Linked DNA regions of Homo sapiens: region 2 is linked to region 1. Evidence: chromatin contacts called from ENCODE Hi-C data. All regions are on one chromosome and are shown on one strand. Each heading gives the region's core, a stretch centred on a gene start or an enhancer-like site at or near the end of the contact. The rest is flanking DNA. Distances are from core to core; before and after follow the strand shown.

Region 1 (2,700 bases), core at 63-2,562:
AGCAAGGCAAGGGATCATGAAAGAAGCTCCATGATAATAAAATGGTGTATATACCTTGTTTTGCCTTTTCAATAACCACTACCTGCCTTAACTTCTCTAAGAACTTCTTTTATCTTTTCTTTTATTAAAAATAGTGTACTTCCACCCTCTAATCCACTTACACAGTGGATTAGACATAGCAGGAACCTATTCCTAACTCAAACCAATTATCTTTCAGTTTGTTTGTGTTTTTGTAATTGGTGTAATTCAGAAACTGTCAAATTTCTTTGGCTATGTGGTCTTGGAAAAACAAAGAATGTAATGAAGAGAGAAGAATGAAGTAGGCATGTAGAAAAGGCATCAAGAGACAGAAAGCAAATTCTTATTAGACTCAGAGTTACATCTCATGCCCAGCTGTCTGCATTCCTTCCCTTAATTTCTTTTTTTTTAAAACGTTTATTTTATAGGTTCAGGGGTACATGCACAAGTTTGTTATATAGATAAATTGCATGTCTTGGGAGGCTGGTGTACAGATTATTTCACCACTCAGGTAATAAACATAATACCTGATAGGTAGTTTTTTGATCCTCACCCTTCTCTCACCCTCCACCCTCAAGTAGGACCGAGTGTCTCTGGTTCTCTTCCTAATTTCTGTAAGATATTTTGATATTCTTATAACAAATTTCTGAGTTTTCTTATTTTATTTTAGGAGTGATATTGTTTTATTCATCTTAAAATTTTAAACTTTAAATTCACATTACGAAGTGATCTCTTTCAAAGTTGGTTGATAGCATTTTTAACAGCCTTTAATGTCTGTCCTATATGTATTCAGCTAATCAGAAAATTGTCATGTGATAGTACTTGTGGACCATAATTTATTTAAAGTTGATCAAATTTAAAGTCGATAATACAGTCCACTTGAAGACAATTTATTTTTTGTACTTTGGTATGCAAATATATATGTACATATTATATATATAATATTTCCAAATTAAATGTTAAGATATTAATCCTCTGACATCTTAAATAAAATAAATATCAAACATAATGTGTAAATTTCATTTGTGGTGGAAAGGTCATTAAAAAATGTAAGAAAAAAATAGCCAGCCATGGTGGCCCACACCTGTAATTCCAGCAGTCTGGGAGGCCAAAGTGGGTGGATTGCTTAAGCCCAGAAGTTCAAGATTAGCCTGCATAATATACTGAGACCCTGTCTCTACACACACACACACACACACACAAAAGTAGCCAGGCTTGGTGGTGTATGACTGTAGTGCTAGCTACTTGGGAGCCTGAGGCAAGAAGATCACTTGAGCCTGTGAGGTTGAGGCTGCAGTGAGCCACTGATCATGCCACTGCACTCTAGCCTGGGAGAGACTGAGGTATGATTGTGCTACTCCACTCCAACCTGGGTGACAGAGCAAGGTTAGAAAAAAAAAATTGAAAAAGAAAAAAAGGAAAGAAAAAAATAGTCCTGTTTTAACCGTGTAGATATGCTCTTTGCTTAACCATTTCATTCAGTTATCCCTACTGTTAACCAAGTCCCATAGTAAACAATTATTTAATGATTAAATCCTCTGATGATTTCAAAATAAAACTCGGGCCATTCTCAACTGTAAGGACTGTGGCAAAAATAATTCTCACAAAACTTCCTCTTTAGTCACATAGTGTTCTAAAGCATTTAAAAAAAAGGTAAGGGATGTTTTATTTCCATCTGGGTCAGGTGTGAAGGTCAGTGCTATAGAAAATGGTAGGAGGCACATTCAGCAATATTTTTCCTTTTCTTTTTTAACGTTCAAAAGCAAGTATAGAATCCACCTACACAAGAGACTTTGTTCAGAGTTATTTGATTTGGATTCCTACTGTGCAATGACACATTGCCTAACTATGTGCTGGGGCAGAGAAATTGAGTATGAAGTTGTGGTGAGCTGTGGTCAGGCCTGGCCACAGAAAACCCATGGGTGGACATAAAGAAAAAAACTTCTCATCACTGACGCATGAATGTAGATAAGAAGAGAGTGATACTGCATAGACGAAGCCAAAATTTCCAGGCCTGTAACCCTAACACGAAGTCTGGTAAACATGGCCTGATAAAAGGTTTGTTTTCAGTTATTTTAGTACTTAGACTTTTCATGTGTAGACATGAGTCCACAGACTTTCTGACTTAGTGGACTGAGACTCCTACAACTGAGTTGTGGAAATCATAACACTTTGCACACAGCTGCATGAGACACAAGGAAAAATGATAGCCCTGTTCAAACACCTATATGCTACCTGTTTGCAACTTTGCACTAATTTTTAGCCGCTTTAAGAGTAAGTCCGTATAAAAGTAGTTTGAAACAAATCCAAATTGACATTATTTCCTCTCCTTTTATGCGTAATGACTCTGTGATCTGCCCAAATGAAGGAGATTTATATTATATTTTTCCTGTTACACACACACACACCTTCACACAAATACATGCACACACATACTCACTGTCTTTTTACAATGTCTTTGGAAACAGGTAGAAGAAAGTATTAATACTATATGTGTCATGCCTGTAGTGCTAGCTACGTGGGAGGCTGAGGCAAGAGGATCACTTGAGCCTGTGAGGTTGACGCTGCAGTGAGCCATTGATCATGCCACCACACTCTAGTCTGGGAGAGAATGAGCTATGATTGTGCTACTCCAATGAGCTATGATTCTGCTACTTTGGGTATGAAAAATACAGTAAATGG
Region 2 (2,700 bases), core at 56-2,555, 400 kb before region 1:
CCTCAGGACAGATTATACCATAGGCACTACATGATACTACAACACATAATGGGTTGCTAATACTTATGTGACATAAATTCTGTCTTCTACAGGGGATTCCCATTTCCAAAAAGAAGTTAACCAAACAAACAGAAAACTTCATAGCCAAATTTTCATTTTAAACGTATGTTTTAAAGTGCAGCAAATAAATAATAAATGCATGAAATAAATTACTTTTAAAATATATTCTGTCCAATGTTAAGGAGTGTTTTCTTTAAAGCAGTTCATACAGCTCATTCAACTGCACATATTTATAAATGTTTGAGTTTCTCATGTTTCTTCTCACAGAAATTTTTTTTTGTTTTTTGATTCATTTTCCAAATATAAGCTCAACTACTATCACTGCCTTTTCAGGTGTTATGTAATAATTTTTATTTAATGATGACAGCATAATTAAGATTTTAAAGTATACTCTATGTCTATACTCTTGCTTATTTTTTTTCAAAAGGTAGGCACAATGCTAATTTATTTTGTGTTTGAGCAAGGTACAAATATAAAAAAACATTTCTAGGAGTCTTATTTTATAAAGAAGAAAAAAGTCGTAACTCTGATCTTATATTTGTTGAAAAAAATAGTAAAAATGGAGTAAGAACTTTATTTCACTTTATGTGTGTTTTTGTGTATCTGTATGTTTGGAAGCAAACAGATAACCCGTGATTATCACTTGTCTATCTGTCCCTTAAAAATAGTACATTTGTAATATATTTGTTCTTAAGTCTGATATTTTAAGAGAGAATATCAAATAGAACAGAAAAAAATCATTTTGAAATTTTTGTCTGATCCTGATCCATTTAATCTTGAGCTCAGCTATCCAGCAGCACTTTTCCCTAAACGTGATTATCACGTTTAGGGAAACACTTCTTGTCAGACTACACAGAAAATCTTTCTGAATGTAGGCTCCTGTGAGGTCTCTTGTTTTCAGTAAGTTAGAGAACTGATGTGATATGTTTGTTTGATATAGGATAGAGTTGTGATATTTGTTGCTGTATTTGTTCATATGGTGTTTATTTTCTGGAAAACAAAAGTTCTTACATCACTCTATGAAACTCATAATGGTTTTAGATAAGCTCCGTGGAGGCTTTCATTTCAAAGAGTTCAACATTCGGTAAATAGAAATACTCTTATTAGTCATACAGAATCATTTCACAATAATGTTTTCTAATAACACTGGAGAATTTGTGGGGCCCTCTCTGGGCCACTAACCCTGTTACAAACCACATCTACTTGCAAAACAGCTAGAGTTTCAGGCTGTAGTTATCTGCCTTAGCTAGGATTGAGCAAGCAGAAGACAGCTGCTGCCCTTTCTCATCTAGCCTGTAGGGTGAGCCTTGCACGTGAATCTATCAGAACAAAAGCAATCTATTGACCTAAATGGGAACTGAGCTGATACATAACCTCTGCTAAATGATCCATATCACAAAATGGTTGATTGGAGTGCTAAAAATCTTTTTGGATATTTTAATCAGAATTTTAGTAAAGACAACACTGGTATGCTGTCTGTTTATGACACGGGCTATTAAATCTAGACTTTCCTACTTCAGTTGATTGTTTGTAACAAGAATTAAATTGTGCTTCTAAAATTCCTTGCTTGTCTCCCCCCGGTGATTATGAGCATGCTTCCTTTTCCTCGGCCAAGTTTACAAGGTTTAAATGAAAAATAGTGTTGCCATGTTACACCTATGTGATCTGCATAATAGCTCAAGATGAATAGTGCTTCTTCAACTTTAGCAAAGGAAGATCTGTATGTTTCTTAAGCACTTGAATTTTAAGCATTGTATTTGATTGATGTTCTTGAAATGATACTTTCAGTTCTTTGCTAAAAACAAGGGTACATATCTGAAAGAAGCTCATCAGTCCAATAGCTCTTACAAATGTGCTGCTTTCTGTTTTTAAATAGAAAAGCGTCTGTCCTGGGCTTTTCTTTTTTCATTCTCACAGTGGCTCATTTGCACCATTCCTAGAAATATCATCACACTTGGCAGCTTTTCATTAAATGAGGGAGTGAATTTGTCAGCGTTCTCACAGAGAGCTATATTTATCAGGGCTTGCTTTTACACATTATAAGCTTTCTGCCATCCTGGGGAAAGCATGGAGAACAGTCAGTTCCCAGTGCTTCTTGCCTGTCAGGTCCAAACAGCTCAGAATTTGTCTAGGTTCAGCCTATAAGCACTGAAGAGGAGTTTGTCTCTTTTGCAAGGGTCCAGTTTTGTTGATTTTTCTTCAAGCTGTGTTTTAAGACTAGCTAAACACCAGGTGAAGTTTTTTGTTTGTTTGTTTTTTAAGTTGGGTGCAGTGGCCCACGGCTGTAATCCCAGCAATTTGGGAGGCCGAGGCAGGCGGATCACCTGAGGTCAGGAGTTCAAGACCAGCCTGGCCAATATGGCAAAACCCTGTCTCTACTAAAAATACAAAAATTAGCCGGGCGTGGTGGCAGGTGCCTGTAATCCCAGCTACACGGGAGGTTGAGACAGGGAGAATTGCTTGAACCTGGGAGGCAGAGGTTGCAGTGAGCCGAGATCACGCCACTGCACTCCAGCCTGGGCGACAGAACGAGACTCCGTCTCAAAAAAAAAAAAAAAAAGAAAAATTTTTTAAATGGGCTTGTCATTCATTATTAGGTGAATTTTCATATGAAGACAATTATTGTATTTTCCCATGGAA

Evidence for each region. Hi-C counts contacts between places; a loop is a spot of excess contacts on that map. Pooled maps may share reads with other maps.
Region 2: a pooled map shows a loop between it and region 1 (3-fold over the local background). The contact joins two enhancer-like sites. A Hi-C loop is called at or near these places in 12 of 168 maps with a recorded cell type or tissue (CD4-positive, alpha-beta T cell, CD4-positive, alpha-beta memory T cell, CD8-positive, alpha-beta T cell and 6 more), 31 of 37 single-sample maps with no recorded cell type and 22 of 50 pooled maps.

What each region holds. Positions count from the first base shown.
Region 1 is chr9:31,136,588-31,139,287 of GRCh38, reverse strand. No RefSeq gene overlaps it. Among named protein-coding and RNA genes, the nearest start is that of LINC01243, 240 kb to the left of the region's middle. Within about 2 kb of position 1,312, at least 2 of the 41 ENCODE cell types and tissues checked have a DNase peak (open chromatin) inside an H3K27ac peak, as active enhancers do.
Region 2 is chr9:31,541,201-31,543,900 of GRCh38, reverse strand. No RefSeq gene overlaps it. Among named protein-coding and RNA genes, the nearest start is that of LINC01243, 160 kb to the right of the region's middle. Within about 2 kb of position 1,305, at least 3 of the 41 ENCODE cell types and tissues checked have a DNase peak (open chromatin) inside an H3K27ac peak, as active enhancers do.